Linked DNA regions of Homo sapiens: region 2 is linked to region 1. Evidence: read pairs that join two places in POLR2A ChIA-PET (ENCODE). Cell type or tissue: CD4-positive, alpha-beta T cell. All regions are shown on one strand. Each heading gives the region's core, and the rest is flanking DNA. Links, peaks and the distances in the headings are about the cores only.

The links. ChIA-PET counts read pairs that join two places held together with the same protein. Peaks named below come from ENCODE experiments on the same cell type or tissue, not always from the same donor. Only the 100,000 strongest peaks of a DNase experiment are listed, where the experiment ranks them.
Region 2: POLR2A ChIA-PET joins it to region 1 with 10 read pairs; 12 of 35 experiments call an interaction of 5 or more read pairs at or near these places.

The regions. Positions count from the first base shown.
Region 1 is chr12:56,098,941-56,110,989 of GRCh38, forward strand. It overlaps ERBB3 (erb-b2 receptor tyrosine kinase 3), which reads left to right. Exons shown (of 28, transcript NM_001982.4): 24 at 708-805; 25 at 898-1,089; 26 at 1,234-1,305; 27 at 2,121-2,421; 28 at 2,589-4,565. The coding sequence ends at 3,115. PA2G4 (proliferation-associated 2G4) reads left to right here and starts at 5,619. Exons shown (of 13, transcript NM_006191.3): 1 at 5,619-5,885; 2 at 7,648-7,776; 3 at 8,050-8,155; 4 at 8,247-8,316; 5 at 8,581-8,673; 6 at 10,290-10,353; 7 at 10,917-10,995; 8 at 11,459-11,537; 9 at 11,619-11,752; 10 at 12,024-12,049. The coding sequence starts at 5,798. LOC105369782 (a long non-coding RNA gene) reads right to left here and starts at 5,479. Exons shown (of 2, transcript XR_944995.4): 1 at 5,348-5,479; 2 at 4,874-4,978. RefSeq lists enhancers at 5,314-5,663, 5,674-5,893. In CD4-positive, alpha-beta T cell, for the core only: no CTCF peak of the experiment used is centred there; DNase peaks (open chromatin) are centred at 4,251, 4,621, 5,451 and 6,331; H3K4me3 peaks cover 3,072 bases; H3K27ac peaks cover 3,853 bases.
Region 2 is chr12:55,822,734-55,834,782 of GRCh38, forward strand. It overlaps DNAJC14 (DnaJ heat shock protein family (Hsp40) member C14), which reads right to left and starts at 6,854. Exons shown (of 7, transcript NM_032364.6): 1 at 6,756-6,854; 2 at 4,519-5,981; 3 at 669-775; 4 at 337-456. The coding sequence starts at 5,925. It also overlaps the pseudogene TMEM198B. RefSeq lists a silencer at 6,792-6,901 and enhancers at 7,430-8,167, 8,122-8,321. In CD4-positive, alpha-beta T cell, for the core only: no CTCF peak of the experiment used is centred there; DNase peaks (open chromatin) are centred at 6,358, 6,858 and 8,088; H3K4me3 peaks cover 2,789 bases; H3K27ac peaks cover 1,920 bases.

The DNA of each region.
Region 1 (12,049 bases), core at 1,977-9,976:
TTTTCTTTTTTTTTCTTTTTTTTTTTTTTTTGAGACAGAGTCTCACAATTGTCACCCAGGCTGGAGTGCAATGGTGCAATCAATCTTGGCTCACTACAACCTCCGCCTCTCGGGTTCAAGAGATTCTCCTGCTTCAGCCTCCGGAGTAGCTGGGATTACAGGCGCCCGCCACACCTGGATAACTGTTACACTTTTAGTAGAGATGGGGTTTCACCATGTTGGCCAGGCTGGTCTCAAACTCCTGACCTCAGGTGATCCGCCTGCCTCAGCTTCCCAAAGTGCTGGGATTACAGGTGTGAGCCATCATGCTCGGCCTGACTGCAGCCATTTTCTGACTTCCCTCTGTACTCCTCTTATGGCTCTATTCCTTTTTTTTTTATGGAGTCTCGCTCTGTTGCCCATACTGGAGTGCAGTAGCGTGACCTTGGCTCACCGTGACCTCCACGTTCCAGGTTTAAGTTCTTCTGTCTCAGCCTCCCAGATAGCTGGGACTTTAGGCGTGCACCACCACGCCCAGCTAATTTTTTTTTGTCTTTTTAGTAGAGATGGGGTTTCACTATGTTGGCCAGGCTGGTCTCAAAGTCCCGACCTCAGGTGATCCACCCGCCTTGGCCTCCCAAAGTGCTGGGATTATAGGTGTGAGCCACCGCGCCCGGCCATGGAATGTATTCTCTTTTATGTCTCTACCTCCTACATCTTATCTCCAGGTTGGATGATTGATGAGAACATTCGCCCAACCTTTAAAGAACTAGCCAATGAGTTCACCAGGATGGCCCGAGACCCACCACGGTATCTGGTCATAAAGGTGAGTAGGGAGTAGGAGGTGCTAAGGAAATTTAGAAAAAGGAGGAGTTGGCTGGAACCAGGATTCCCCCTAACAATCACCTATCGATATAGAGAGAGAGTGGGCCTGGAATAGCCCCTGGGCCAGAGCCCCATGGTCTGACAAACAAGAAGCTAGAGGAAGTAGAGCTGGAGCCAGAACTAGACCTAGACCTAGACTTGGAAGCAGAGGAGGACAACCTGGCAACCACCACACTGGGCTCCGCCCTCAGCCTACCAGTTGGAACACTTAATCGGCCACGTGGGGTAAGACAACTTCTAATTACCCAACACTTTGCACCCTGAGCCCTCACAAACCCTACAGATACCCAGATTAACTACTCAAAGGCCCCCATGGTGAATGTAGATTTCTCCCTTCATCTTAACCTTTTCCTTATTTTTTCATCCTAGAGCCAGAGCCTTTTAAGTCCATCATCTGGATACATGCCCATGAACCAGGGTAATCTTGGGGAGTCTTGCCAGGTAAGTTCTGTTGCTGAGAGGCTGGGTTTTAGGATCAGATTGATACGAGTAGTATGGAAGACATTAGAAACCTCTGAGGTTTAATCAGTGTCCTGCAAAAAAGAAGGCAGTGAGGGCCGGGCGAGTTGGCTCACACCTGTAATCCCAGCACTTTGGGAGGCCAGAGAGAGTGGATCACCTGAGGTTAGGAGTTTGAGACCAGCCTGGCCAACATGGTGAAACCCCGTCTCTACCCAAAATACAAAAATTAGCTGGGTGTGGTGGTGCACACCTGTAATCACAGCTACTCAGGAGGCTGAGACAGGAGAATCGCTTGAACCCGGGAGGCAGAGGTTGCAGTGAGCTGAGATTGTACCACTGCACTCCAGCCTGGGTGACAGAGCAAGACCCTGTCTCTTAAAAAAAAAAAAAAAAGGCCAGGTGCGGTGGCTCACGCCTGTAATCCTAGCACTTTGGGAGGCCGAGGTGGGCGGATCATGAGGTCAGGAGTTCGAGACCAGCCTGACCAACATGGCAAAACCCTGTCTGTACTAAAAATACAAAAACTAGCTGCACATGATGGCAGGTGCCTGTAATCCCAGCTACTCGGGAGGCTGAGGCAGGAGAATCACTTGAACAGGGAAGCAGAGGCTGCAGTGAGCCAAGATAATGCCACTGCACTCCAGCCTGGGCGACAAGAACAAGACTCCACCTCAAAAAAAAAAAAAAAAAAAAAAAAAGGCAGTGAACAACCCAATATCCTTCTAAACAAATCTCTCTTCTTTCCTCATCATGTAAATTTCCTTGCATTATTTTCTGTTTATTTTCTTCCTTAGGAGTCTGCAGTTTCTGGGAGCAGTGAACGGTGCCCCCGTCCAGTCTCTCTACACCCAATGCCACGGGGATGCCTGGCATCAGAGTCATCAGAGGGGCATGTAACAGGCTCTGAGGCTGAGCTCCAGGAGAAAGTGTCAATGTGTAGGAGCCGGAGCAGGAGCCGGAGCCCACGGCCACGCGGAGATAGCGCCTACCATTCCCAGCGCCACAGTCTGCTGACTCCTGTTACCCCACTCTCCCCACCCGGGTTAGAGGAAGAGGATGTCAACGGTTATGTCATGCCAGATACACACCTCAAAGGTGCCTGACTCTTCCTAGGGCTTTCCTCAATTTTTCCTCGAATTCTTTCCCCGGGCTCCTCTTTTTTCTTCTCTGATCATATGCCTCTCTGTCCTATTAATTTTTTCAAACTTTCCCCTACCCTCATGAAGTTCTTCACATACCTAGCCTTTCTTCTCAACCCCCAGGTACTCCCTCCTCCCGGGAAGGCACCCTTTCTTCAGTGGGTCTCAGTTCTGTCCTGGGTACTGAAGAAGAAGATGAAGATGAGGAGTATGAATACATGAACCGGAGGAGAAGGCACAGTCCACCTCATCCCCCTAGGCCAAGTTCCCTTGAGGAGCTGGGTTATGAGTACATGGATGTGGGGTCAGACCTCAGTGCCTCTCTGGGCAGCACACAGAGTTGCCCACTCCACCCTGTACCCATCATGCCCACTGCAGGCACAACTCCAGATGAAGACTATGAATATATGAATCGGCAACGAGATGGAGGTGGTCCTGGGGGTGATTATGCAGCCATGGGGGCCTGCCCAGCATCTGAGCAAGGGTATGAAGAGATGAGAGCTTTTCAGGGGCCTGGACATCAGGCCCCCCATGTCCATTATGCCCGCCTAAAAACTCTACGTAGCTTAGAGGCTACAGACTCTGCCTTTGATAACCCTGATTACTGGCATAGCAGGCTTTTCCCCAAGGCTAATGCCCAGAGAACGTAACTCCTGCTCCCTGTGGCACTCAGGGAGCATTTAATGGCAGCTAGTGCCTTTAGAGGGTACCGTCTTCTCCCTATTCCCTCTCTCTCCCAGGTCCCAGCCCCTTTTCCCCAGTCCCAGACAATTCCATTCAATCTTTGGAGGCTTTTAAACATTTTGACACAAAATTCTTATGGTATGTAGCCAGCTGTGCACTTTCTTCTCTTTCCCAACCCCAGGAAAGGTTTTCCTTATTTTGTGTGCTTTCCCAGTCCCATTCCTCAGCTTCTTCACAGGCACTCCTGGAGATATGAAGGATTACTCTCCATATCCCTTCCTCTCAGGCTCTTGACTACTTGGAACTAGGCTCTTATGTGTGCCTTTGTTTCCCATCAGACTGTCAAGAAGAGGAAAGGGAGGAAACCTAGCAGAGGAAAGTGTAATTTTGGTTTATGACTCTTAACCCCCTAGAAAGACAGAAGCTTAAAATCTGTGAAGAAAGAGGTTAGGAGTAGATATTGATTACTATCATAATTCAGCACTTAACTATGAGCCAGGCATCATACTAAACTTCACCTACATTATCTCACTTAGTCCTTTATCATCCTTAAAACAATTCTGTGACATACATATTATCTCATTTTACACAAAGGGAAGTCGGGCATGGTGGCTCATGCCTGTAATCTCAGCACTTTGGGAGGCTGAGGCAGAAGGATTACCTGAGGCAAGGAGTTTGAGACCAGCTTAGCCAACATAGTAAGACCCCCATCTCTTTAAAAAAAAAAAAAAAAAAAAAAAAAAAACTTTAGAACTGGGTGCAGTGGCTCATGCCTGTAATCCCAGCCAGCACTTTGGGAGGCTGAGATGGGAAGATCACTTGAGCCCAGAATTAGAGATAAGCCTATGGAAACATAGCAAGACACTGTCTCTACAGGGGAAAAAAAAAAAAGAAACTGAGCCTTAAAGAGATGAAATAAATTAAGCAGTAGATCCAGGATGCAAAATCCTCCCAATTCCTGTGCATGTGCTCTTATTGTAAGGTGCCAAGAAAAACTGATTTAAGTTACAGCCCTTGTTTAAGGGGCACTGTTTCTTGTTTTTGCACTGAATCAAGTCTAACCCCAACAGCCACATCCTCCTATACCTAGACATCTCATCTCAGGAAGTGGTGGTGGGGGTAGTCAGAAGGAAAAATAACTGGACATCTTTGTGTAAACCATAATCCACATGTGCCGTAAATGATCTTCACTCCTTATCCGAGGGCAAATTCACAAGGATCCCCAAGATCCACTTTTAGAAGCCATTCTCATCCAGCAGTGAGAAGCTTCCAGGTAGGACAGAAAAAAGATCCAGCTTCAGCTGCACACCTCTGTCCCCTTGGATGGGGAACTAAGGGAAAACGTCTGTTGTATCACTGAAGTTTTTTGTTTTGTTTTTATACGTGTCTGAATAAAAATGCCAAAGTTTTTTTTCAGCTTCCTGTCTGTCAAATGAAGACATTTCGTATGTTAGATAAGAGATCTGCTCCTCAGCAGTGGATACTCACCTTTCTGTGTTCTGACAGTGCTACTCTGTCCCATGCAGCTTTCTCTAGTCCTACTATTACTTCTATTTCTTTAGAACAACCATAGCGCATAGTCCTTTTCATTAAGGGTTTTAGTAGGAATCTACAAGGCAACCAATTGGGAATAACAAAAAGAACCTACGTGCTTTAGGACTTATAAAAAGCCCTATAAGCCCTCCTTCAGAGGCCAAACACTGAAACCTCCAGATGCTTCTGAATTCATTATCTTAGAAAAGTCATCAAATCTTTTTATTTTTTCACGGTAAGAACTCTCAACAAACATGTCTTTCTGAACACTTCCCTTAGGTGCTCCATCCAGGTGCCTGTTATTGGAACAATAAAGTCATGTTACTTCATTAGGAGTCCGGCCTCTAGATTGCGAGGCCTTTAAATGGATGATCCCTCCGGTGTCTGGCTGCCCAGTTAGCCCCCGTTACCAGCACCCTTGGTCTTCTTCCACCTGTCTGCCCCTCCCTGTTCTCCCAGCTTCGGAGGACGACTGGACCGGCTGGGCGGGTTTCGCCAGCCGACCCAGGGATCCGAAGAAGGGCGCACCCAGCCTCCCCGACCTAGGTGTAGACACTGCCCACCCGCTGCGGCTCCACTCTACTCCACCCCTGCCCGCTCGACTTTAAACCTATTTCCCCGCCGTAGCTCCGCCCCTCTCCCCTCAGCCCGCCCCTCTCTGTTACTGGCTCTCGCTCAGCGTTCTCGGTGGAAGTGGTTTTTCCGGGAGAGACCACGCTTCCCCTCAAGCTCCCCAACGGCTCCGCCTTCCCGCCGGAGCCTGACCCTTCCCAGAGTGCCCGGCGATTCCGGCGTGCGAGGCCCTTGGAGGGCAAGGCCCCAGGGCCTGGCTTAGGAGCGCGAGAGGCAGGCTGGGAATTGTAGTTCGAAGGCCCTCGAGAGCGGCTAGAGTCTGGCGGCCGAGAGGACTAGTTGTCCCAGCGTGCCCTGCGCCTCAGCCCGCGCGCTCGCAGCTTCTCGCTCTCGCCTGCCTGCCCGCTCCCTTGCTTGCTCGCGCTTTCGCTCGCCCTCTCCTCGAGGATCGAGGGGACTCTGACCACAGCCTGTGGCTGGGAAGGGAGACAGAGGCGGCGGCGGCTCAGGGGAAACGAGGCTGCAGTGGTGGTAGTAGGAAGATGTCGGGCGAGGACGAGCAACAGGAGCAAACTATCGCTGAGGACCTGGTCGTGACCAAGTATAAGATGGGGGGCGACATCGCCAACAGTGAGTGCGGCCTCGGGGGTCGGGGAATCAAGGCTGATAGGGAAAGGTAACAGGCTGGCCCGGAAGGGGCTGGAGCGGAGGGGTCATGCGGACTGAGCTACTGAGGGGCCCGCACCGGTCCGCTGGGCACGGCGTGGTGGGAAGACCCGGTGTCGCGCCTGGGACCTGAGCGGGCAGGCCCAGGCTGAAGTCTATGGAGGTGCGGGTCGGCGACCAGGATGAGCGCAGAGAGGGGACCCTGGCAGGCTCCGACCCGAGGCCGTTTGTTAGGAGGCAAGACGTGTTTTCTCTTGTTCCTATCCTTCATTCCCGATTATTGCTTCCTCTGATTCTGGCAGCGGCGAGGCCACCTCGAAAAGGAAGCGCCCAGCTATTGGCGACAGAAGTGCCCCTCTGTTTTTGTAGCGTCTCCGGGGCGTCAGGAGCCAAGCCGGCACGTGTTGCTGGGTCCCATTGCGGATGGCTGGCCCCCTTCTTACTCCGCTAGTGTCCCTGACACCAGCTTCCCCACCACCAGCTTCCCCACCACGTGCTTTGCTGGAGCCTTTCCTTCTTTACTTCAGCTCTTACCCTGGTGGGGGCCCCCTTCTACCTTGGGCCAGCTAAGGAGACCGTTGGAGAGCACTCCTGGAGCTTCTAATGCAAGTCTTGGAGATATATATGGCTTTTCTTGAAGTTACTCATTACTACCACCTTTCCAATCTGTGCAGATAGTCTTAGTTAGCATTCACATTTGTTGTTCTCAGTGACTTGACAACTCAAATGTTTTGGGGTCTCCGTCTTATCCCAACTAGGCAAGCTTGTGAACATTACTGGAAAAGGGAGGACTGATTTTAGGATTTTCACAAGTCATCCTTACTCCAGGTGTGCTCTGACGATCTCAGCAGTTGCCTGTCACTCTAGGCAGATGCCACTTTCTCTTTTCTCTCTTTCCAGTTAGCCTTTCCATTTTATTCCAGTTAGGGAGATACAAACTGCTTGTCATTGTGCTTTTAAATGGTTTTAACAGCAAAGATGGTGGGGAACAGGTATTTAGGATGCCTCCCGTCCTGTGGGTGAAAATCTGAGTTTTACCAGCTTTCAAAGAATCACCAAAACTGAGATACCAAAAGTCAAACCTGTGCTTTATATCACAGTGGACATTTAGTATCGTACCCTGGTTTTTGGTGCCTTTTAGTATTTGAGATACTAGTGGTTTGAATCAGAAAATCTCTTACAGTTTATAACTTTGGCCTCATATTTCTTTTAGATAAGCCATGATCCCCCGAAATGAAACCCAGGGACCTTAGATTAAGTTTCCTTGGCTTATGCACTTGTTTATGAGGAAATAAGTCTATATAGATTGAGATTCCTAACACCTAATTAGAGTGTCTGAGAAAGGAATGCGGTAACATTTAACAGTGCATCGGCTTCGAGTCAGCAATTCTGTCTACCTTCTTGTCCCTGATGCCTATAAATTTCATCTAGTCTTTGCGTGTATGTGGGGATACCATGGCAAGAACCCTCTGAAGTTCATAACTCTGTCCTGTCACACCAAAGGTAGCATCTTTGGAAAGTCTGAGGCCTTGCCTAGGGAGATGGATTGTATATACCCAGTTGTCACATAATGTAAGGAAGAGAAGGGAATGTTGACCTTTCAGCCTCAGGGCAATGGCACCAGGGAGTATTATGGAAACTCTTAAATTCAACTTCCAGGTATTCCTTGGGTGGTAACTAGACAATGAATACATACAAGGCTGACATGATGGGATTCTGTCCTCAGGGGTACTTCGGTCCTTGGTGGAAGCATCTAGCTCAGGTGTGTCGGTACTGAGCCTGTGTGAGAAAGGTGATGCCATGATTATGGAAGAAACAGGGAAAATCTTCAAGAAAGAAAAGGAAATGAAGAAAGGTAAAAAAAAAAAATCCCTCACTAATTTTCCGTTTGACCCTTATTTGGTCCTATATGTTTTTATTTTTTTCACTGTAATGACGCAGTCCCCACCCCAGCTCTGGCTGAGGTATTTGGAAATTTGGAATGGCAAGTGGGATACAAGCAGTTTCCTACCTAATCCAAACTGATGAAACTTAAGCAAGACCCTGAAAAAATCCTTCTACATTTCTGAAGGGCACTAGGGCTCCCGGGAGACAGCAAGGCAGTAGGCTGATGATTCTTTCTTTACAGGTATTGCTTTTCCCACCAGCATTTCGGTAAATAACTGTGTATGTCACTTCTCCCCTTTGAAGAGCGACCAGGATTATATTCTCAAGGAAGGTGACTTGGTAAAAATGTAAGGTTAAACCGTTTTAAAGCATTTTTCTTTTTTTAAAGCATTTACAAAATGCCAGTTCCTAATGCAGTACTCTGATCTTGCCTTTCAGTGACCTTGGGGTCCATGTGGATGGCTTCATCGCTAATGTAGCTCACACTTTTGTGGTTGATGTAGCTCAGGTAGGTGGCCTGCTTTTGATCTCTGTTTAGCCTTGGGGTAGAGGGAATGCACTGCCATTTGCTTCTTATCCCCACCCCCAATCACCACGTAAGTTGAGAGAGTCTCTAGAGAAGCAAAAGGAGAAAGGTTTTTGTTGTTGTTGTTGTTTTTACCCTCCTGTTCATTGGCTGGTCTTCGCATATGGGCTCACAGATATTAACCAGATAGCCAGCTGAGTTAACAGACTTTCCAGGAAGATACTGATTGCATGTCCTTATCTACAGGGGACCCAAGTAACAGGGAGGAAAGCAGATGTTATTAAGGCAGCTCACCTTTGTGCTGAAGCTGCCCTACGCCTGGTCAAACCTGGAAATCAGGTAAGCTATTTTATCCAATTCCAAAGCTCGTTTGAACCAAAGATGCATTAGGCACCTATAGCTACTCTATATGAAACTACCAACCTCCCCTACAGACCCCTTATAAAACAGCTTTTTAAAATTAGCTATATTTAGCTGGGCACAGTGACTCACATCTGTAATCCCATCACTTTGGGGGGCCAAGGTAGGAGGATAGCTTGAGGCTGGGAGTTCAAGACCAGCCTGGGAAACATGGTGAAACCCCATTTCTACAAAAAATACAAAAATTAGCTGGGCGTGGTAACATGTGCCTGTATTCCCAGCTTCCAGGGAGGCTGAGGTGGGAGAATCACCTGAGCCTGGGAGATTGAGGCTGTGCTGAGCTATGATCATGCCACTGCACTCCAGCCTGGGCAACAATGAAACCCTGTCTCACAAAAGAAAAAGGAAAAATAAGCATTTGCTGTCCCCACAAAACAGATTAGAATGCCAGGTAAAAAAGGATAAACACTGGACTTAATATTATAGGCATGTGGTGGCACATGCCTGTAATCCCAGCACTTTGGGAGGCCAAGGTGGGAGGATTGCTTGAACCCAGGCATTTGAGACCAGCTTGGGAAACATAGCGAGACCCGTCTACAAAAAGAAAAAAGAAAACCCAGGTTTATGACCAAGTTCTTTCACTTAACACTCATTTAACCTGGGGCAAATCATTTAACCTGAGACTCAGTTTCCTTGTCTTCTAGATTGGGATATACATCTGCCCTGTTCACATGCAAAATTTATTGAGTTAGACCATCTTTGTGAAAGCACTGGGTAAAATGATATGCAGTTACAGCTGGTCCTCAGCTTGATGCTACATTCAGTAGAAGCTATACTTTGAGTACCCATACAACCATTCTGTTTTTCATTTTCCATATAGTATTTAGTAAATTACATGAGATATTCAACACTAATATAAAATAGGCATGTGTTAGATAATTCTGCCCAACTGTAGGATAATGTTTTTTAAGTGCTCTGAGCACATTTAACATAGGCTAGGCTGTGATGTTAGGTAGGTTAGGGGTATTAAATGCATTTTTGACTTAGTGATATTTTCAACTTATGAGTTTTTTGGAGATGTAACCCCATTGCAAGTTGGGGAGCATCTGTATAAAGTATTTTTAGATTGTAGGGATAATCAAGCTATGAAATGAAAAACCAGTGAATGACAATCATTGGGGCTTGATGGAGGATATTAGAACGCTCAGTTCTGCCAGGTGCAATGGCTCATGCCTGTAATCCCAGCACTTTGGGAGGCTGAGGTGGGCAGATCACGAGGTCAGGAGATCGAGACCATCCTGGCCAACATGGTGAAACCCCGTCTCTTCTAAAAATACAAAAATTAGCTGGGCGTGGTGTTGCGTGCCTGTAATCCCAGCTACTCAGGAGGCTGAGGCAGGAGAATAGCTTGAACCCGGGAGGCAGAGATTGCAGTGAGCCAAGATCACGCCACTGCACTCCAGCCTGGTGACAAAGCCAGACTCCATCTCAAAAAAAAAAAAAAAAACGCTCAGTTCTTTTATGCTTCTTATTCTCATTGTAGAGAACTTATTAGCTCCTGATATCTCACCTTTCATTTGATGTTGTACTTCTAGAACACACAAGTGACAGAAGCCTGGAACAAAGTTGCCCACTCATTTAACTGCACGCCAATAGAAGGTGAGAACAGATAACAGGGTTGAGGGTCTAAGAATGAGTGGCTTTGCCAGGTGCGGTGGCTCACGCCTGTAATCCCAGAACTTTGGGAGGCTGAGGTGGGCGGATCACCTGAGGTCAGGAGTTTGAGACTAGCCTGGCCAACATGGTGAAACCCCGTCTCTACTAAAAATATAAAAATTAGCTGGGCGTGGTGGTGGGTGCCTGTAATCCCAGCTACTTGGGAGGCTAAGGCGAGATAATCGCTTGAACCCGGGAGGAGGAGGTTGCAGTGAGCCAAGATTGCGCCACTGCACTCCAGTCTGGGCAATAAGAGCGAAACTCCATCTCCTCCATCTCAAAAAAAAAAAAAAAAAGAATGAGTGGCTTTGCAGAATTGAGGCTTTTGCTCCCTTGAAGATCTATCCTGGCTATAACCCAGTCTAAGCCAGAAATCTCAGAGCCCTGTGTTTCCATAACCAGGTAGTTGTCTCACTGCCTACCACTTCAAACTACTGAAGTGGGTGGATTTGGAAACCTTTTGGGATACTGGATAGCTTGTTCCATAGGTTGTGTACTATCTACAGGTATGCTGTCACACCAGTTGAAGCAGCATGTCATCGATGGAGAAAAAACCATTATCCAGAATCCCACAGACCAGCAGAAGTAGGTGCCAACCCTACTTATTACCTTCTACCACACAAGACTAGTCATCAGGTTTTTTTCTATACTCCCAACTGAATCTTGTCCGCCCTCTACTCCATGTTTTCAGGAGTGACCTGTTGCTCTTAATATTCCCTTTCTCTAGGCCGGGCGCGGTGGCTCACGCCTGTAATCCCAGCACTTTGGGAGGCTGAGGCGGGTGGATCACCTGAGGTCACGAGTTCAGAACCAGCCTAACCAACATGGCGAAACCCTGTCTCTACTAAAAACTACAAAAATGAGCCAGGCCTGGTGGTTTGTGCCTATAGTCCCAGCTACTTGGGAGGCTGAGGCAGGAGAGTTGCTTGGACCCGGGAGGTGGAGGTTGCAGTGAGCTGAGATTGTGCCACTGCACTCCAGCCTGGGTGACAGAATGAGACTCTGTGTCAAAAAAAAAAAAAAATTCCTTTCTCTCTATTCCTTTTAGGAAGGACCATGAAAAAGCTGAATTTGAGGTACATGAAGTATATGCTGTGGATGTTCTCGTCAGCTCAGGAGAGGGCAAGGTGAGGAGAGTACCAGAGTTGGCAAAGAGGGGTGACTGAGAGTGTTCACCAGACCAAATGTTACTTAAATTACTCTTTCAGGCCAAGGATGCAGGACAGAGAACCACTATTTACAAACGAGACCCCTCTAAACAGTATGGACTGAAAATGAAAACTTCACGTGCCTTCTTCAGTGAGGTGGAAAGGCGTTTTGATGCCATGCCGTTTACTTTAAGGTACTAAGCAATGATAGTACTTGGAACCAGTCTGACTCACAGACCATACACCCAGGAACACTTTTTCCTCTCCCTTCCTGCCTAGACTTGTAGCGTGCATGTGCTCACTCCCTCCCTCTCTCTCCCCATCTCCTTCTCATTGAAGGTAATGTAAAAGAGCAATCCTAAGCATGATTTCTGCCTGAGGGTAGGAGCTATTTTAAAATATGAGCAAAATGGTAAGACTTGATGGGGAGTTAAAGATACCTCTGAATATCATCTTCCCTGCCAGAGCATTTGAAGATGAGAAGAAGGCTC
Region 2 (12,049 bases), core at 2,190-10,189, 280 kb before region 1:
TGCAACCAACAAAAGGATAGTTCCTTAATAATTTGTCAAGCCTACCTAGGGCACTGCTAGTAGTCTTACCATTATTCACAAATAGGGCTGAAACATCTAAAATTACCCCACTTAGTATTTCATATCCCTTCAACGTTCTATCCTAAAGCTAATGTTTCTTAGTGCTAATTAAAATCGTCAGTCTATTGACAATATGACAAAGGTAGAAACTTAAGGGTCTTTTTACTAATTATGAGATACAGATGTAACTCATAATTACCAGTACTCACTAGAAAGATCCTTGGTTACATAATCCCTGAGCTGTGATTGTCCCATCCCTCTCCTTCTATTTCATACCTATGCTTTCCTTGGCATCGGCTACACATCATAGTATTCATTGCCTCCTTGAGGTCATCTTGCAGCTTGGACAGAAACTCATTTACTGACCGGCTCAGCTCATTCTCTGCCATTCGTTTCCTAATAGAAGAAATGCTTTGTAAGTCAGAAGGTATTGAGGGAGGGACAAAGGAAGACATATCAGTTGGCCTCTTGAGGCCCCTGTCTAGCGAGAAAGACAAGTGACTTCAGTTCTCTCCATCTCAACAAGCCTCCACCCCCAAGTCCAGATGCCTCTGCTATTGAGGATTTTTCATTTACCATTATCTGATGATTTCCCATCTCCAACTTACATCTCATACTCCTTTCGCTTTTCAGCATTGCTGACAATGTCCCAAGCTGCTCGCAAAACCTTGAAGGCCTCCTCAGCCCGGGGATGATGATTTTTGTCAGGATGAACCTACCAAGACAGAGAGATTTCATTACAAATCCATTCCAACCCTCTCCTCACCTTGAATTTATTCTCATATCAAAGGGTTCTCTTTCATCACCCTTTTGAAGAGTCAGTGTAGCTTAATGATTAACTGCTCTGACTCTGCAGATCTGGTTCAATTCATGGCTCTGTTATAATTAGCTACATTACCTTGAATATCTTTTTTTTTTTTTTTTTTTTTGAGATGAAGTCTCGCTCTGTCACCCAGGCTAGAGTGCAGTGGCACGATCTCAGCTCACTGTAACCTCCACCTCCCAGGTTCTAGCAATTCTCCTGCCTCAGCCTCTCTAGTAGGTGGGATTACAGGCATGCACCACCACACTCAGCTAATTTTGTATTTTTAGTGGAGACGGGGTTTCATCTAGTTGGCCAGTCTGGTCTCGAACTCCTGACCTCAAGAGATCTGCCTACCTCAGCCTCCCAAAGTGCTGGGATTACAGGCGTGTGCCATCATGAATATCTATCATGGATTGTTGGGATTATCTATCATGTCAGCCTGAATATCTATCATGGATTGTTGGGAGGATTAAATAAGAATATATATGAAGTATGTAGCAAAGAATCAGGTACTACGGTGGATTCATCATTCCAGTTTGCCTGAGACTGTCCCAGTTTTAGCACTAAAAAGTCCCATGCCTCTAGAAACTCCTCAATCCCAGATGAACAGGGACAGTTGGTCTCTGGCACACACATGTATCAGTCATAAAATAAGAGTTCCAAAGATGTTACATCTTGAAACTCTTTTTTAACTAGAAAATTCTCATATCCAAAACTTCCTACAGTGATATGCCTTTCAGTCCCAGAAATGAAATAGCATATCATGGTCTCAGAGACTTTATGTACTTTTCAGCCTTCTCTCCAAGACAAGTAATATCCTCTCTTCCTACAGCTTCCTGATTGTACCCATCCCCATTCCCCAAAAATGCAGAGATAAAGCTAGTCTCCTGACTGATGCCAAATAACTAAAATGCTGTCAAATTTCCCACATTCCCAAGCTAATTGAACAGCCTTTTAGTCATGTTCACACTAGGGCTTAGTAAGGCAGTGAGAGGTTCAATAAAAGCCCAGAGACACTCTGGTCCAGGACAGAGAGAGATCTTTGGGGTATAGGGATAGATGTTTTGAGGTTAGGGGAACTTAACTACATCTCTACTTCAAGAGAAATTGAAAAATGAGAATTTTTGTTAAGAATAATATTCTCCAAAACAGGATGTCTACTAAAAGAAAGTGAGAAAAGAGCTCTACTACTAGTAGAATTAGTAACAATGAGAGTAAACAATTGTTACCCACTCTAAGAATACAGCAGAAGCCAAGCGCAGTGGCTCACGCCTGTAATCCCAGCACTCTGGGAGGCCGAGGCAGGCAAATTGCTTGAGTCCAGGAGTTCGAGATCAGGCTAGCCAACATAACAAAACCCCATTTCTACTAAAAATACAAAAAATTAGCCAGGTGTGGTGATGCACGCCTGTAGTTCCAGCTACTCAGGAAGCTGAGGTGGAAGCCACCTAAGCCTGGGGGATCAAGGCTGCAGTGAGCTGAGATCCTGCCACTGTACTCCAGCCTGGGGAACTGGAGTGAGACCCTGTCTCAAAAAAAAAAAAAAAAAAAAAAGAATATACCAAGCTACCTACTAAGGGGCATACATTTCCCACCAAATTAATTCAGTCCTTTGGTAAGTTACAGGTGTGGTGGTTTACTGTACCTTTAATCATTAATGGAAACTTTAGTTGCCCATTCCTCTTTGGTGTCATGCAGCCATTGAGGTAATTTGCACACTGTGATGTTTTACCAGTCCAGCTCCATACACTCCAGTGTAAGTAGGCCTCCAATTTACACACCTTACTTATATTCATAATAGTTTTATTTGTACAGAAATAGCAGTAACAATCTGTTATCTAATATCAACCTAATATCTACTTCTAATGCAATTTGATTGCATGCTTGTATTAAACCATTTCCCTCAAGCATAAGGTGCATGACAACTCCCATCTGCACACCCTCTTTTTTTTTTTTTTTTTTTGAGACGGTGTCTTGTTCTGTCGCCCAGGCTGGAGTACAGTGGCGCGATCTCGGCTCACTGCAAGCTCTGCCTCCCAGGTTTACACCATTCTCCTGCCTCAGCCTCCCGAGTAGCTGGGACTACAGGCGCCCGCCACCACACCCGGCTAATTTTTTTGTATTTTTAGTAGAGACAGGGTTTCACCATGTTAGCCAGGATGGTCTCGATCTCCTGACCTTGTGATCTGCCCACCTCACCCTCCCAAAGTGCTGGGATTACAGGCGTAAGCCACCGCGCCTGGCCCTGCACACCCTCTTATCAATAAAAGCAACCATATTTTCATGTATGACATACATATGCATACACCTCCATTTTCTTGCCCTCTCCTATTCTGAGTTGCTGATCTTGAAACAGCCTGTTTTCTCCTACCTGGTGCTAAAATCCTTACATGCACTCCCTGACCCTCCCATACTAGGTCCATATTTGCTTCTCTGGGAGAAATAGTTGGGTTACCCCATGTTTAAAAAAAAAAGAAAACCCTCATTTGTTCAGGTAAGAGCAACTGAGGTGCTCTCTGAATAGGTCTTTTTCCCACTCCAGTTAGAGGGACTTCACCTAGATTTTCCAGGTGAGTGAGTTCTACACTGCCCAATATACCAGGTTCAAAGAATATATCTCGTGACAAACAAAATGGAGGGAAGATCAGATCCCATAGTGGAGGGGAAAATATCTTTTTTTTTTTTTTTTTTTTTTTTGAGATGGTGTGGCTTGGTTGCCCAGACTGTAGGTTCATGATCGCAGCTTGTTGCAGCCTCGACCTCCTGGGCTCAACTGATCCTCCCACCTCAGCCTCCCGAGTAGCTGGGACTACAGGCATGTGCCACCAAGCCTGGCCTCCCAAAGTGCTGGGATCACAGGTGTGAGCCACTGCACCTGGCCCAAAAAGTCTTTATGACTCTTTCCTAAGACTATGTTAACCAGCTGGGCACAGTGGCTCCTGCCTGTAATCCCAGCACTTTGGGAGACTGAGGCGAGCGGATCATGAGGTCAGGAGATCGAGACCATCCTGGCTAACACGGTGAAACCCCGTTTCTACTAAAAATACAAAAATTAGCCAGGCACAGTGGCAGGCGCCTGTAGTCCCAGCTACTCGGGAGGCTGAGGCAGGAGAATGGCGTGAACCCGGGAGGCGGAGTTTGCGTGAGCCAAGATCACGCCACTGCACTCCAGCCTGGGCGATAGAGCGTGACTCCGTCTCAAGAAAAAAAAAAAAAGAAGAACGTTAACCTTCACCTACCCGTTAACTTTCTACTCTGCCTTCCCTTTATTCCACTCTCCCTAAAACTGGAATAGAAAATATAGGAACAGGCTGGGACCAGTGGCTCACACCTGTAATCACAGCACTTTGGGAGGCTGAGGTGGGTGAATCATGAAGTCAGGAGTTCGAGACCAGCATGACCAACATGGTGAAACCCCATCTCTACTAAAAATACAAAAAAAATTAGCCGGGCATGGTGGCGCGCACCTGTAATCCCAGCTACTCAGGAGGCTGAGGCAGGAGAATCGCTTGAACCCAGGAGGCGGAGGTTGTAGTGAGCTGAGATTGTGCCACTGCACTCCAGCCTGGGTGACAGAGCGAGACTACATCTCAAAAAAAAAAAAAAAAAATATGGGAACAAAAGAGAGAAACAGGAAACAGAAGGGTACTCACCATCACTGCCAGCTGTCTATAGGCCTTCTTCAGTTCAACATCTGATGCTGTGGCCTCAACCCCCAGTACATGGAAAGGGTTTAGCTCATCCTCAGGAACCCCAGCCATGGTCAAGAGTCGAGCCACTTCCTCTTCAGGCTGGCAGTAGCGCCCACTAGCTACAGGTGCATTCCCCTGCCTATTAATATTCTGCTTGACCCAAGGCAACTCCAGCCAGCCCCACTGAACTATTCTTACCAGCCGCTGCCATGGCCTGCTATCTCTCAGCAGAGTCAAGCAACGCTGCAAGGCTGGAGAATCCAGCCAAGAGAAGAGCCAGGTAGCCTTATCCCTCCAGCCTAACCGGTCACCTAGTCCCACCAGAAACCGCCATCCCAACTGTAGAAAGCCCAAAAAGAGGGCCAGAGCCAGGAGCAGCAAAGCACCCAGCAGCTTAAGAAAACGAGTAAACAGTCCTACTCCACAGTAAAACCCCTGGCTTAGAAACTGAAACATGACCTGGGCCCAGCCCCCTAACCGCCCTGTCCACACTCCCATCCAAACTCGAAAAAGGTCCAAATCACTGCTTTTCAGTTGCCTGCAGGCATAGATGAGATGGCCACAAGTTTCTACGTACTCTCCCACCAATACCAGCAGTTCAATCAGCCACCAAAAGCCTGCCTGTCCAAGTTGACATAGTTCCTCGGCTCCCCACAATCCCAGGCCTTTGCGCTTATCTGCCTGACTTCGTTTCCGACCCAGCCGATGTCGACCAGGGGACCTGGGATCCCTACGTCCACCCTCCCGAGTATCCTCCTTCGTTGGAAAGCGGTGCCGCTGTCTCCGGGATGGGGGTTTCTTTCCGCTGGACACACGTGAAAAATCACTGGGGAACTTGAGAGATTCTTCATCATCATATTCCTCTTCCAACTCATCTTCCCCCAAAGCTGGAGAGGTACAGTGGTGGCAAAAGTTGCTAGAAGAACCATTTCCTCCCTCAGAGTAAGGCCCTTCTGGAATTCCAGGTGTTCCCTGGCAGTTGCAAGCAGATGGAATGGAAAGAAAAGAGTTCCCATCCTTCTGGTTCCCAGTCTCGTTTTCTTTTGAGAGTTCCTGGTCCACTCCTGATTCTTCTTCTGAAGACGTCTCACTCTGATCAGGGTCCTCTGCATCTCTAGGTGGTCCTGGACCCCCTGGGGGGCCATGGCTTGGGTCCAACCAATGGGCTGGGTTTGGGTGCTGTGTGTGCTTAGGACCAGAGTGCTCTGTGAGGCAGCGGGTACCATTAGGAGCAGTCCCTGCTGAGTCCCTGAGTCCTGAGAATGAAGGTATTTCAGGGTCCACGGAGGGTCCTAAAGTCCTGAGGGAGGCACCACCACTGTGGTGGGCTCCATACAACCCTCTTTCTCCGGGGTGCTTCTGGGCCATGACCCCGGGGCTTCCTGAGGGTCTTAGGTCACAGCCATCATGGTGTGTTCTGATGCCTGTAACAGATATCAAGGTGGAGACAGTCAAGGATGAGACCAAGAGAGGAATTAAACAATCTCAAATAGTGGACACATTTAATTCATCCACCTCCCTTGTTTTCCCAAGTTCTTTTGGGGCATTCGCTATTCCTAGCAATAAGCCAAAACTAGACTCACCACAACCCTGCTTGCTCCCTCCCCTCTCCTCCAAATCACTTAAGTTTTTCTTCTTTCCCCAGAAAACTATAACCTTCAATCAGGGAAACAGGGAGGTACCGTAAAGGGTGTGGTCGGGGGAGGGTGGGTCACTCTTAGGAAAATGGGAAAGACCGCCGGAAAGGGGGCCACAGACTTCCAGTAATGGGTGGGGGCCATGCGGCCCTGGAGGAAAATCTGGGGGCGGAGCTTAGGGCTGCCCCTAAGAAAGACTAACAGGGAACCCACCGGCTGTGTAGAAGGGACGAAGGTGGCCGGGCACCGTGGCTCACGCCTGTAATCCCAGCACTTTGGGAGGCCGAGGCCGGCGGATCACGAGGTCAGGAGTTCGAGACCAGCCTGGCCAACATGGTGAAACTCCGTCTCTACTAAAAATACAGAAATTCGCCAGGCGTGGTGGCGCGCACCTGTAGTCCCAGCTACTCGGGAGGCTGAGGCAGAAGAATCGCTTGAACCCGGGAGGTGGAGGTTGCAGTGAACCGAGATCGTGCCACTGTACTCCAGTCTGGGTGACAGAGCGAGACTCCATCTCAAAAAAACAAAAAAAAACGAAAAAAAAAAAAAAGACGGACGTACCGAAGAACGGCGGTAACTCCTCCCCCTCGAGCCGCCCGGCCTGGGGCCAGGGTGAGCTACGAGAGCCGCTCTCCCGGCTCCGCCTCCCGCTCACGCTCTGCTTCCGCCTTCCGTCCCCGCGGCCGCCGGCGACCTGGGCCTACTTCCACTTCCGGGGTCACCAGGGAAGAGACGGGAAGGAAAAGAAATAGCGGTTGGCTGAGAGGCAAGCCAATCCAGCTAGGGCTGCGTCGACTCCAAGGAGGCGGTCCTAAGGAAGTACTGGCCCCGCCATTTAAAGGCCCCTCCCTCCGCGTGTGGGAATGGGATTCCCGCAGGTTGCACCGCAGGAAGCAAGGCAGGTGGACTCTGCACCAATGCCTGCAGACTAAGGGCAGACTCTCAGGATTGCTCTGGGTGTATTCCTAGGCTTTGTATTCCTGGGAGATGGAGGGCAGCCACCGAGCCACATATAGTCTTTTTCCCTTGCAGACAAAACCAGGGAGCTCAGAAGAGTCACTGCCCTGATCCCTTCCGTGCCGGCAGCTGCGAGGACACAGGCCCCTTTGTATCCTGCGGTGCGGAGGTGGAGCAGAGGAGAGGGTGCCCCGGCTGGCCCCCTCCCTCGCCCCGCAGCACTGCCCCTCCTTTCACAGCAACCCACGGCCTCCCCCGCGCTTGACCCAGCTGGCGAGCTGCCCCTTATACCTGGATCCGCCCCTCGGGTCGCAGCTCCCCAGGCCCGATCACCGAGCGGTGCCTAGGAACTGGGAGCGTAACTTGGCTCGGCTCAGAACTTTGCCCGTGAGCCAAAGAACACTGAACTCATCTACCTGCTGCTTGACATCTCATCTGCATACCAAGCTATTTGGTGGACGTCCACAAGCGCCCCCGCCCCCACGTAGACCCAGTTGGGTCCCCGTTCCGTCGGTCCCCTCCTCTGCACACGCCTCTAGCCTTATACCCCGTCTTGATCCGAAAGTTTTTCCACCCATGAACCCCCAGTTGGCGCTCCCCGACCAGCAAAAGCCCCTTCCCTGGTCCACGATCCCGACCACCCGGTTCTCCAGGAGACAATACTCCAATTCTCTGGAAAGTGGAAGAAACCAAGCTGAAGCTAGGGGGGCGCTGGGACCCCTATTGGGGCTTTGAGAGCTTCCGGTTGTCATCTCCTAAGTATTCGGAGACCCTTCTCCAAAACTCTTGGGGTGACCCTCAAGACTCTTACCTGCTATATAGTTGGGGGTCTCTGGTCCTGGACTAGAGCAGTAGGCAACCTGGGTCCCCCCACACACACGGGAAAGAATTGGAGGGGCCTGCCTTGTGATGTCACCCCTCCTCCCCCCACCGCGCGCACGCGCGCGCGCACACACACAAACACAAACACACACCCCAACACACACGCCCTGTCCCCTTTCTCCACCCTGCAAGCTAGTTGCATTTAGCTCACAGAGCCTGGGCTGCGACTTGAAAGAGTTTAGGCAGCAACAGAGTGACCCTGGGGGTGCTCTTGACCGACAGCCGCACCCCCGGCGTCTAGGACCTCCGAGCAGGGATGCATCTGGAGGTCTAGGGAAGCACTTCCACCCCCTCCTCTCCTCAATCCTGGCAGGATGGTGAGTAGTTAACATCCCCTCCCCAACCCCCGCTTGTCCAGGGTCCCCAGACTTCCAAGCAGATTGAGGAGAGGAGCTCCGAGAGTCAACCCTCCAGCCTGTAAGGACCTTGATATCCAAAGGACAGCTGAAGAAAGTAATGTGCCTGCATTTTTGCCACTTCATTCCCACAGTGCCCGAAATGCCAGCTCCTCCTTGGTGTTCTCCTTTCAGGATTTGAATTCAAATCCCATTGGCAGCCCTGATACCGCTGGGGGAAGGGTGAGGTAGGAAAAGTCCCACCAATATCCTAAGGGGAGGTGCGAGTGGCTACCAGGATGTGAGATGTCTGTGGGCAAAGTCCCTGCTTATTCCATGAGGGGCTGTGGGATTAGGACTGTGGCTGGATGCCTCTTCCTCCAACAACTCCATCTCAGCATGAAGCTGAGGCTTTAAAACCCTGACAAACTGTGGGTGACTGTCTCTACTTAATTCCTCCTCCCAAACTCTTGGTGTCTGGTTTTTTCCCTCTTTCTGCCCTGGGCCTGGAGCAGCTGTCCAGAGACCCCCACCATGACTCATACTCTCCTGTTCTCCCTCCCTCTCCCCTCTCTATTAACCTCACCCTTCCCAATCCAGTGGGGTAGTATTAAGTCCCAGTCGCAGATGGGGCAATAATGTCCCAGCACCCCTCCCTCCACACACCCAGGGCTTCCTGTTCTTTCCACCCTCACCCTGAAGAGCTGCAGGGTGGTGGGGGGAGGCAAAGGCTCATTACTTTATAAGATTTTCATTACTTTATAAGATTTCATTTTACATTTTACTTAAGTGTACTTGTTTCAGAGAGTGGTAAAGACAGATCCTGCTCCTCTCAATCCAATCCTGTAGATTTCTTCAGTTACCTCAACAGGGTCATACTGGCTCCTGAAATGGGCACCATTATTTAAAAGAAATAGAGGTACAGAGTCCTCAAGATTTATGGGCACCTGAGTTTCTGCCCCGTGCCCCGCTGCAGGTTTCCCAATCCCCTAAAGACATTCATGGATGGGTGAGAGGAGCTGACACCTCCCGCTCTGTGACCACTTTCTCTTTGGCCATGGAGGAAGTCTTGCTGCCCCTGGCTGTGACATCTGACCCCAGGCCCTTTAATCAACAACTCCCAGAGCCTCCAGACCCAAGATGTGTTTTGGAACCCCAGGACAATCCTGAACTGGCACTTGCCCTGGTGTGTGCCCTTTGCTGCTGCTTTGGAATCATCTACTGCTGCTTCAGTGAGGGCAGGGCCAAGGACCTGGGGGGCCATTGCCCAAGACTGTCATCCTCAAGGATGATGCCAGCTTTCCTCCTTGCTCCTGGGCCATCTCACCTCCTCTGCCAGGGGTTCCTACCTCTAGTGTGGCCCATGTTGCTCTGGCTGTATTCCTAGGCCCATGTTGCTCTTGCCAGCTTCTTGTCCATCCTCCATGCCCATGCCTTCCAGCTTTCACCTCTGGCATCTATCATTTGCTCTTCTCTTAACTCCTACCTGAAAACCCCATTCCTAAATTATTCACTATATTTCAGACTTCTTCACTCTTCTCCAAAAACCTGAATCAGCTTGTGCTGATTTTTTCCTATCTGCTATCCCTAAAAGGACTAGACCTTCTTTCTATCCTTACTCCCCTCAATGTATCCATCTTACCTCTTGATTTTCCCTCCCATTCCCTCACAGTTCCTGAAACAGTGCCCCCCCCCGACCCTAAGCGACCCCTTTCTGCCCCTGGCCTTGAGGTCCCTTGACGTGCTGCTCCTGTCTTCTGCTCCTCTAGTGAGCCATTCCTCTCCCTTGGAATTCATCAGAGTCATCCCTGTAGAGCCCCCTTCCTGCCTCTCAATTCCTCCTGCCTCACTTCCCAGGCTACTGCTGCTTCAAGACAGTGACGTTTCTCTCCGGTCAGCTGTCAGGAGCGCTGGTGAGCTTCCTACTGTGCCACAAGGTGCGGGTGCTGGAGACACAGCTGAGCCTGGAAATGAGAGTGGGCATCGCCGTGGTCATCATGACTCCTCTGCGGCGTGGTCACCATGTTGGTTCACTGTGTTGGGCTCTTATTGACGGGTCTCCTGCTAGGCCTGACCTTGGGTGCCGGAGCCCTGCTGGCTTCTGAGCCTATCTACCAACCACCTTCAGCCTGGGTGCCAGCTGGGGGGCTGGTGGGGCTGGCGCTGCTGGGAGCCCTGCTCACACTTCGGTGGCCACGTCCATTCACAGTTCTGGGCACAACCCTGCTGGGTTCTGCAGTGCTTGTGGCCTGTGTTGACTACTTCCTGGAGGGGCTGGCACTGGGGAGTTGGCTGGGCCAACGCCTGCAGACACTTCCAGCCTTGCCTTCTCTCTGCTGATATAGCTGGGTCTTACTGGGGATCTGGCCAGCCTTGGGGGCCCTTGGAGCCCTGGCCCAGTGGAAGCTCGTGCCTGAGGAACATGGAGGCCACGCTAATGGTGAGTTAGTGCTGTGGTACAGAAGCAGCCAACCTGTGCCTACTCATGTCCCCAGTTCCTAGACTTAAGGAGGGAAGGGGAGAAATACACTTGAGGAAGGAGAGTGGGGGAGGATGTCCAAGGTGAATGGGGCAGGGCACTGAAAAAAAAAGTTGAAGGAGTCAGGGGAAGCAGGAAAGAGTTACAGAAGGAAAGGAGGATCTCAGGGAAGTCTAGGAGGAAAAATAGAATTTCGAAGAATTTCTTTTAGAATGAATTGTCGGGGGGGTGCTGGGCACGGTGGCTCACGCCTATAATCCCAGCACTTTGGGAGGCCAAGGCGGGCGGATCACGAGATCAGGAGATCGAGACCATTCTGACTAACACGGTGAAACCCTATCTCTACTAAAAATACAAAAAAAAAAAAAAACTAGCTGGGCCTGTTGGCAGGCGCCTGTAGTCCCAGCTACTGGGGAGGCTGAGGCAGGAGAATGGCTTGAACCCGGGAGGTGGAGCTTGCAGTGAGCCAAGATCGCGCCACTGCACTCCAGTCTGGGCGACAGAGCGAGACTCCATCTCAAAAAAAAAAAAAGAGGAATAAATGGGGGGGGAAGATGAGGCTTGAGAGAAACAACAGGAAGGTCAAATGGGTTTCTTTAGAATGTGAGTGTGTATAGGGTAGGATTCAGGGCCTAAAGAGGCCTTCTTGAGTCTGTATTGCCCCCTCCGAAGCAGTGGTCTTTTTTTTTTTTTTTTTTTTTGAGATGGAGTCTCACTCTGTCACCCATGCTGGAGTACAGTGGCATGATCTTGGCTCACTGTAACCTCCGCCTCCTGGATTCAAGTGATTCTCATGCCTCAGCTTCCCGAGTAGCTGGGATTACAGATATGCATCACCATGCCCGGCTAGTTTTTGTATCTTTAGTAGAGATGGGGTTTCACCATGTTAGCCAGGCTGGTCTTGAACTCCCAACCTCAAGTGATCCACCCACCTCAGCCTCCCAAAGTGCTGGGATTACAAGTGTGAGCCACCGCGCCCGGCCAGCAGTGGTCTTAAGCCACCAGCAAAGCCATCTCCAACTCCTTCAGACCCTTCAGCAAAAGGCCAAATGGCACTGGATCCCCTCTGGGGTGGGGCTTTGTGAGGGCAGCTGTCGGCATCAGCTCCCTGCCAATACCTGCAGCCCTGCTGACAGTCTCGCTCCAGTGAGTGGGGGACTTGGGGACACCCTGGGCAGATGGAGCAGAGGACATATGGGGAT